Regions from separate parts of the Homo sapiens genome. Here region 1 is linked to region 2. The links are chromatin contacts, found by Hi-C or POLR2A ChIA-PET in ENCODE. All regions are on one chromosome and are shown on one strand. The core of a region is the stretch at or near the end of the contact, and the rest is flanking DNA. Distances in the headings are between cores, read along the strand shown.

Evidence for each region. A loop is a pair of places that touch in the nucleus more often than their neighbours do. ChIA-PET counts read pairs that join two places held with the same protein, here RNA polymerase II (POLR2A). Pooled maps may share reads with other maps.
Region 1: a pooled map shows a loop between it and region 2 (4-fold over the local background). The contact joins the promoter of GPC2 here to the promoter of ZSCAN21 in region 2. A Hi-C loop is called at or near these places in 6 of 50 pooled maps. POLR2A ChIA-PET finds 5 or more read pairs at or near these places in 2 of 52 experiments (AG04449 and K562).

Annotation. Positions count from the first base shown.
Region 1 is chr7:100,176,003-100,180,528 of GRCh38, forward strand. It overlaps GPC2 (glypican 2), which reads right to left and starts at 1,379. Exons shown (of 10, transcript NM_152742.3): 1 at 1,032-1,379; 2 at 205-363. The coding sequence starts at 1,197. It overlaps STAG3 (STAG3 cohesin complex component), which reads left to right and starts at 1,916. Exons shown (of 34, transcript NM_001282717.2): 1 at 1,916-2,003; 2 at 4,491-4,526. RefSeq lists silencers at 1,341-1,460, 1,641-1,690.
Region 2 is chr7:100,047,518-100,052,156 of GRCh38, forward strand. It overlaps ZSCAN21 (zinc finger and SCAN domain containing 21), which reads left to right and starts at 2,257. Exons shown (of 4, transcript NM_145914.3): 1 at 2,257-2,324. RefSeq lists an enhancer at 2,159-2,778.

The sequences.
Region 1 (4,526 bases), core at 129-2,628, 130 kb after region 2:
AATCAGAAACTGAGTAACTCTCAGAGATGGGGCAGACAGGGAATGGGGGAGGGCAGGGCCCTGGAGACAGAGTCTGGGGGGTGGGCGGGCTGGGAGGGGATGGAGTCTTCACAGATGGAGTAAGGAGTGGGGACAGGAGCCTTGCTGGGGTCCTAAGCACCGAGAGGAGCTGTGAAGCTGAGTTTGGGGACCCCAGGTCCTCACCATCAAATTTTCTGTGCCTGGCAGCCAGTGTGTGAACCAGAAAGGAGCCGCTGTCCTCCACCAGGCCTCGGAAGGTGGCCTCAGTCTCCCTGATCAGCCTCTGCTCTGTCTCACTGGAACAGCAGGTGTACTCCTGGGGACAGACCCGGAGGTGCTCACCTGGACAGAGGAGACGTGAAGGAATGGTGGGAAGTGATATCCTAAAATCCCTTCCATTTCCCGCCTATCTCTGGGGACTATGCCTTCTCTTCTACCTGCCTGGTCTCTTTTCTATTGTCTGCACCCTCTTCCCTACCTGAACCTATCCCCTACCTTATTGTCTCCTGACCCATCCCAAGTTCACTCCCATTAGCCACGGGATCATCTATTTAACAGCTGCCCTGAGGGCCAAGTCAGTGGTCAGAGTGTCCTCAGGTGACCCTCCCCAATGTCCACACCCCAGACCTCGAGGGACTTGGAGAACAGCTTCTAGGGGATGAAGAATGGGGCTTGGAAGGGTGGGGTTACTTGGTGAGCAATAAAGTATTCTCATAGAAGGGGCTAATAGAAACAGCGAGGAGAACATGGCTGTGAAGAAAGAAACACATAGGGGGTGTTAATTAGGAGGAGGGGATTCCTGGGGTGGGGATGGAGTAAGAGCGCTATTCTTTGCATAGGAGGGTTATTGTGATCCCGGTAAGGAAGTTACAGGAGGAGAACAGACATTACTGTGGGATGAAAAGATTAGTATAACGGTCACTCTGAAAAGGAAGAGAGTTATTGTGAGATGAGGAGGCCCCGCCCCCGCCCCCCACCCCCAATTCTCTAGTCTTCCTCTTTCTCCTCACCTGAGATCAGGGCGGGAGGGATTAGGTTTAAGCTATATCCCCGGGCCCCCAGCACCTGCCGGGTCTCTGCACAACTCCGGGTGACCTTTGCCTCGCTCCCGGGTCCGGGACCAGGACCGGGACACAGAGGCAGCAGCAGAAGCAGGAGAGGTCGCAGCGCGGACATAACTGCAGCCACCCCAGGACGGCAAAGTGGGTCCTAAGGAGGAAAGCAGAGCCTCCCAAACTCGGGAATCCGGTACTCGGCCGCGGGACCGCTCCGCGGGCCAGAGAAAGAGCGCTGCTCCGGAAAACTGAATACCGAGCACGATAGCTGGACCAGGCGGCATCTGCCGAGACAATGGGAGCGGGGAGCCGGACAGGGGGCGGGGCCCGAGGCGGGGCCCCGCCAATAATGGCTCGGAGCCGGCTTCAGGGGCGGGGGCAAGGAAGAAATTAAGCCAATGTAGCGCGGAAGCTCGGCAGGGGGGCGGGACCCGGCTGGCACTCAGGAGGTTGGTGAAATAGGGGCGTGGTCTCCCTCGGGGGCGTGGCGATCCGGCTCAAAAGGCGGGGCCTGGGTGGAACCTAGCCTATGGCAATTGAGAAGCCAGATTAAAGGGGTTACTAGCAGTCTGGTCCAAAACCCGCCCAATGGAGTAGGAGATTGAGGGTAGCGGGGGTGGGACCTGGGTGGGGGCGGGGCTAAAGCGGGCCGCCCGCGTGCCCAAGCCCACGTGAGAGGGCAGGACGCCTGAGAGCTTGAGGCCACACGAGGCTGTGGAGCGGCGTGACTCAAACGTGGCGCGCATCAGCTCGCACACTTCCAAACCTCGCGATAGCTACTGGCCCTGGGCGAGCCGTTGGGATTGCGCTTGCGCACAGCGTGTCTTGTACGTTCCCGCGCTTTTCTGGAATCTTTCGCCCCCGGAAGGGCAGCGGCGGGCGCCTGTGTGGAAGGTGGGGTGGCCAGAGACACCCGAGGGACCTGAGGTGGGGACCTTCCCTGAACCCTGCTCGGCCAGAAGTCACTCTTCCAGGCTCTGACAGGTTTCTCCTTGACCCAAGAATAGGCCCTCTCGCGACCCTCCCGGCCCTGACACTAGGAGCCTTCCCGGGCCGTGCCCCAATGGCCTCCGCCACAGAGCTGGAGAATCCTCTCCCCAGGCCTCCATAGACTGAGAGTCCATTCTCTTAAGCGCTTGGAAGGCTCTTTATCCTGGAGCCGCTTACCCCAGGGGCAGTCGTAGATATTTTTACCTTCTGGAAAAATAGGAAACGCGCACCTGCCTTTCCTCCTTTTGCGTTTCCAGCCCTATTCTCATGGCGCCTCCACCCCCAAATCCTTAAGAGCCTCCTGTTCCATTCCAGGTGGAATCAGGTGCTAGTCCTCTGGAAACGAAAGCCTGGGGTCTTCTTGTATTTTTTTTCTTATTTCTTTCTTTATTTTTTTTATTTCATTTTAAAAAACCTGTAAGTTCCCTTGCAGAGGGCGGTTTATACTTCCGAAGCCTCCAGAGAGGGGTGCGTCTGAAGCTGCCCTGCTGTCTGCCTTGCTTGGCTTTTTTTTTTTTTTCCATTTAATTTTTTTTTTTTAGAGACAGGGCGTTGCTATGTGGCCCAGGCTGATCTTGAATTCCTGGACCCAAGCGATGCTCCCGCTTCGCCCTCCCAAAGTACTGGGATTATAGGCGGGAGCACTGTGCACCACGCCTCGGCTTTTGGAGAGCAATTCCAAACCCACTGCCCAGTTTCTGGTGTCTGTAATCCCTTGGTGCTTTAGGTCCACTCTTTGCCTTATTTTATTTATTTGTCATTACTTTTTTTTTTTTTTGAGACAGAGTCTCGCTCTGTTTCCCAGGCTGGAGTGCAGTGGTGCAGTCATAGCTCGCTGCAGCCTCGACCTCCTGGGCTCAGGCGATCGTCCCGCTTCATTCTGCCGAGTAGCTGGGACTACAGGTGCACCACCACACCTGGCTAGTTTTTTTGGTTTTGGTTTGGTTTTTTCGTAGAGACAGGATCTTGCTATATTGCCCAGACTGATTTTGAACTCGTAGGGTTAGGCAGTCCTCCTGCTTCAGCTGCTCAAAGTGCTGGGATTCCAGGTTTGAGCCACCCTGGGCACCTTGCCTTTTTTTTTTTTTTTTTAATTATGAGTTAAATTCCCTTGCAGCAGGCAGTTTACACTTCTGAAGCCTCTAGAGAGGGCTGTGTCTGAAGCTGCCCTGGTGTGTACCTTGCTTGGGTTTTGTTTTTTTTTTTTTGGGTGTGTCTCATGTTGCCAAGGCTGGTCTCAAACTGCTGGGCTCAAGCAGTCCTCCTGTCTCAGCCTCCTGAGTAGCTGGGACCACAGGTGTGCGCAACAACACCTAGCTAGTTTTTGCTTATTTTTTGTAGAGATGGGGTCTTGCTATGTTGCCCAGATTGGTCTTGAACTACTGGGCTCAAGCAGTCCTCCCGCCTCAGCCGCCTAAAGTTCTGGGATTACAAGTATGATCTACCACACCCAGTGTGCAATTTTTTTTTTTAAAGAAAATACCTATGAGTTAAATTTCCTTGCAGTAGGCAGTTTGCACTTCCACAGCCTCTAGAGAGAGATGTGTCTGAAGCTACCCTGGTGTGTGACTTCCTCAGCTTTTGGAGAGCAACTCCAAACCTGCTGGCCAGTTTCTGGGGTGTTGTTGTGCTTAATCCCTTGATGCCTTAGGTCAGCTCTTTGTCTTATTTATTTATTTATTTTGAGATGGAGTTTCACTCTTGTTGCCCAGGCTGGAGTGCAGTGGCACGATCTCAGCTCACCACAACCTCCGCCTTCTAGGTTCAAGCGATTCTCCTGCCTCAGCCTCCCAAGTAGCTGGAATTACAGGCATATGCCACCACACCCGGATAATTTTGTATTTTTAGTAGAAATGGGGTTTCTCCATGTTGGTCAGGCTGGTCTCGAACCCCTGACCTCAGGTGATCTGCCTGCCTCGACCTCCCAAAGTGCTGGGATTACAGGCATGAGTCACTGTGCCCAGCCATTTGTCTTATTTATCATTACTATTTTTTTGAGGGGGGACAGGGTCTTCTTCTGTCACCCAAGCTGGATGGAGTACAGTGGTGCGATCGTAGCTCACTGCAGCCTTGAACTCCTGGACTCAAGCAATCCTCCCACCTCAGCCTCCTGAATAGCTGAATACAGGCATGCTCTACCACACCTGACTAATGATTATTATTATTTTTTTTTTAGAAATGGGGTCTTGCTGTATTGCCCAGGCTGGTCTTGAACTCCTGGGCTCAAGCCATCCTCCTGCCTTGGCCTCCCAAAGTGCTGGGATTATAGGCATGAGCCACGGTGCCCAGCCTTTGTCTTAGTTTTTGGTCCCCCTCACCTGACCCCAGAGTTCTAGAACCATTCCCTTGGAAAGAAAGGGACTGGTCAGGGCTGGGGATGGAGAAGTGCTGTGGTAGGAGCCCTTTCTTCTCTTTCTTCCCCAGCTGGATCGCCATACCTACCCTGTGGTCCTCATCTTC
Region 2 (4,639 bases), core at 1,007-3,506:
CCTAGATTGCACCACTGCACTCCAGCCTGGCGACAGAGTAAGACTCCATCTCAAAAAAAAAAAAGAAAGAAACAAAAGAATGCACATGGAGGCTCATTTTCTCTAATTTTGCATGTCTTTAAACATAAAAAATTTTTAAATTATCCTGGAAAATGTCAGGGAAAAATGATATTGAGTATCTATGAATTCATGACGCGTATGGACAGGGAATTCCACGTGCAGGCAGCCATATTGGTGTTCCTCAACACATGTGAGTTTTGCAGGACCAGACAAAAGCAAACTCACAGGGGGCCCGATGGAGTAGTGCTGAGGTGGAAAATACAGACTCTTCAGTCTGGAAACCTGCAGCTGAGCCAGAGCAGCAGGAGGAAAAGGCAGGCAAAGACATCTTCATCGAGTCCTGCAGCATTGGAAGGAGTTCAGCCCCTAGGTCTTCTGCTCAGGAAGTTTAGGACCCACAGAAGGGCAAGGCTACTTCTGATTGATGTCACCATGACCCTGGTCTGCAAAGTTGAGGACTAAACTCTGACTGTTTTCTTCTTTTGCCCAAATTACTATCTAAGGGGCCTGGAGAGTCACCCCCTTCAAACCATAAAGCCTCATCAGACAGGTTTTATTTAACTTTATATAACCTGGCTGACTTTTCAACCAGGCTCTGGCATAACATCACATGGCAGATAAAGAAGGAAACGAAAATATTTCCACCCCAAATATGTTTTTTTGCCATATCTTGAAATAACCCTACCAAGCTGTCTTCTCGTGGGGAAAATCTACACTTGGTAGAGAATCCCCTTCCCTTTCCAGGCCTTTTTCCTGATCCAGGAGAGAATCAACTGGGCGTCTGGCACTTTTTAAAGTCTGATAAGAAATATTTGCAGTCTGTTCTTTCTGAAGCCGGCTGCCTGGAGGCTCCATCTGCATAATGGGAACCCTGGTCTCCACAACCCCTTAGTTCAGCGGTCCCCAACCTTTTTTGGCACCAGGAACCAGTTTTGTGGAAGACAGTTTTTTCCATGGATGGCAGGAGGGGGATGGATGGTTTCGTGGTTTCAGGATGATTCAAGCACATTACATTTATTGTGTACTTTATTTCTATTATTATTACATTGTAATATATCATGAAATAATTGTACAACTCATCATAACATAGAATTAGTGGGAGCCCTGAGTTTGTTTTCCTGTAATTAGAGGGTTCCATTGGGGAATTATGGGAGACAGCGACAGATCATCAGGTATTAGATTCTCATAAAGAGTGCACAACCTAGATCCCTCGCATGCACTGTCCACAATAGGGTTTGTGCTCCTGTAAGAATCTAATGCTATGGCTGATCTGACAGGAGGCGGAGCTCAGGCAGTAATTAGAGCAATGGGGAGTGGCTGTAGATACAGGTGAAGCTTTGCTCCTGCAGCTCACCTCCTGCAGTAACGGCCCAGTTCCTAACAGGCCATGGACTGGTATCTGTCTGTGCCCCAAGGGTTGGGGACCCCTGCCTTAGTCATCCCAGACATTCCTTTCTATTGATTATAGGTCTTTAGACAATAACTTTCAGCCAGTTGCCCATTAGAAGATCCTTGAGTTCACCTATGACTTGGAACATCCCCGCTTGGAATTGTCCTGCCTTTCCCACAGAACCAATGTTCATCTTACATGTCTTGATTGGTGTCTTATGTCTCCCTAAATTGTATAAACCCAAGCTGTAGCCCGACCATCATAGGTACATGTTCTTAGGACCTCTTGAGACTGTACCTTGGGCCATTGGTCACTCATATTTGTCTCAAAATAAATGTCTTCAAATATTTTACAGTTTGATTGTTTTCATCAACGAAGTATTAACTCAATCTCTGGCTTCACGGGCCAAGCACAGCGTTCCATGTCCATAAACCTGGACCGAGGAGCTGGGCCCAAGGGTATCCAGTGACCTCGATCCAGGTTTATGGACAAGGAACCCTGTGCTTATCCCAAGGGTACTCAGGGACCTTGGGCTCTGAAGTCCACGAGGGTGACCGAGGTGGCTGCCTCAGCCCATGCCCTCCCTGCCCCAGGGCGTCGGGGTTGGGTGAGAGAACCGCCGCAGCCTTCATCTGGTCTGACCGTCTTCGGTAAAAACAGAAAGAGTCCCTGGCTTTTCATTTTCGGGGTGGACTCAACTCCTCCCTGATGTCCCAAGGGCCAGAGACACAGAGAGGACCTCCCGAATTTCTAGAGGGGCCGCTACGGCCCCGCACTACTTTTCCGCGGGGGCGGGGCTATGACGCACTTCCGGGTGCGCGGTCCCGAGGTACGCGGTGCGGTCTCCCGGTACCCGGAGCGGCTCTGATTCATGGTGAGCCTGCTGGTCGCGGGTTAGCGAGGCGGACAGGAGAGGGAGCCGTGGCTGAATGGTCTGGGGAGGGAGGAGTGGGTTTAGCAGCTGTGGCTTCCGAGGACCCCACCTAGACCGGTCCTAGCAGGGCTGTGGGGAGGAGCTCCTCGTCCCCGCCCAGGACCAGCTGGTGGGGGCGCTGGCTGCCTGGAAAGCCTTTTCTTCCACTTGGGGCTTTAACAAATGAAAGCTGGAAGAACAGATGTTTTGGAAGTTCTTTCGCGTTCCAGAATAGTTTTTTTTGTGCGTTCCCCAAGCCAAGCCGTCTATCAGTCTGACCGTGGCCGCCTTTTTTCCCTTTCTCTGAACTGGAGGTCCGAACGCAAGGCTCATTGATGGCAATACGCCCAAGGTGTTGGAAACCTGTGGGAAGCCGAACCTCATTAGAAGTGTTGGGTAGAATCAAATCCAAGGGAAGAAATAGTCCCCTCGGGCTTTGTTCGGGCTAGAACACACACACAGAATAGGGATCTGCTCATGGTTTAGAAAAACAGTCTTAAAGAACCATGTATAAATAAAAGAGTGTCAGGACAAAGTTGATTTGGGCCAGGCGCGGTGGCTCACGCCTGTAATCCCAGCAGTTCGGGAGGCCGAGGCCGGCGGATCACTTGAGGTCAGGAGTTCGAGACCAGCCTGGCCAAACCCTGTCCCCACGAAAAATACAAAAATTAGCTGGGTGTGGTGGAGCGCGCCTGTAATCCCAGCTACTCAGGAGGCTGAGGCAGGAGAATCGCTTGAACCCACCAGGTGGAGGTTGCACTGAACCGAGATCACGCCACTGCACTCCAGCCTGGGCGACAGAGCAACACTTGGTCTCACAAAAAAAAAGAACGTTGATTTGATGGGTGAGGTACTTGGAAACCCACGAAATCTAAGGAACAGTTGAGCTGTGGAGAGGAAAAGAATTAAGAGGCAAGATAATTGTTTTCAAGTGTTGGAAGGCTGCTATGGAGAAAGTGAGTATTGGTCTTGGACTAACCTAGGATTTTTGAAATGATGCGGAATTTGATTCAGGTTAAAGAATTTGTGTGGCCGGGCGCGGTGGCTCATGCCTGTAATCCAGCACTTTGGGAGGCCGAGGCGAGTGCATCACCTGAGGTCGGGAGTTCGAGACCAGCCTGACCAACATGGAGAAACCCCGTCTCTACTACAAATACAAAATTAGGCGGGCGTGGTGGCACATGCCTGTAAGGAGGCTGAGGCAGGAGAATCGCTTGAACCTGGGAGGCAGAGGTTGCGGTGAGCCGAGATCGCGCCATTGCACTCCAGCCTGGGAAACAAGAGTGAAACTACGTCTCAAAAAAAAAAAAAAAAAAAAAAAAAGGAAGAACTTGTAACAATTAGTGGAATTCTGTGGCTCAAGAATTATCTAATTTGGCTGCCTAGGGATCTAGGGATTTTCTTTTTTTTTTTTTTTTTTTTTTTTTTTTTGAGATGGAGTCTCGCTCTGTCGCCTAGGTTGGAATGCAGTGGCGCGATCTCGGCTCACTGCAAGCTCCGCCTCCCGGGTTCTAGCCATTCTCCTGCCTCAGCCTCCCAAGTAGCTGGGACTACAGGCGCCCGCCACAACGCCTGGCTAATTTTTTGTATTTTTTAGTAGAGACGGGGTTTCACCGTGTTAGCCAGAATGGTCTCGATCTCCTGACCTCGTGATCTGCCCGCCTCGGGCCTCCCAAAGTGCTGGAATTACAGGTGTGAGCCACGGCGCCGGGCCCCCTAGGGATTTTCAGGTACGGACTGAGTGTGAAGCATTTTAGCACAAGTGGGTAAGTGCTGTTCTACTTTTAGAATCTATGGTAATTTGATTTTTTTATGCCTCATCTTGTTACAGAATGGACTTGGGGCGCTTTCATAAGGGCATATAAGCTGTGGGAGATTGGCATAAAGGAGGAGGGAAAATGGACACAGAACAAGGGCCTTCTGTTTATGATAGACCATGAACTTTTGCTTGATGGACTTCTTGAGATAAACAGTCTAGATAGCTTTTAAAAAGTCACTGTGATTGTAGACAATGTGAGTTAGTAATGAAGCATTTGATTTCTAGCCGCATGCTTCTTTATTTTTTTAAGAGACAGGGTTTTCCTTTGTCACCCAGGCTGGAGCACAGTGGTACAGCCACAACTCTGCAGCCCGGAACTCCTGAGCTCAAGTTATGCCTCAGCCTGGGCAACAAAGCAAGACTTCGTTTCTACAAAAATAAGTAAATCAATAAATAAATTTTTTTTAATTAGCTAGATGTGGTGATGCACACCTGTAGTCCTGGCTACTTTGGAGGC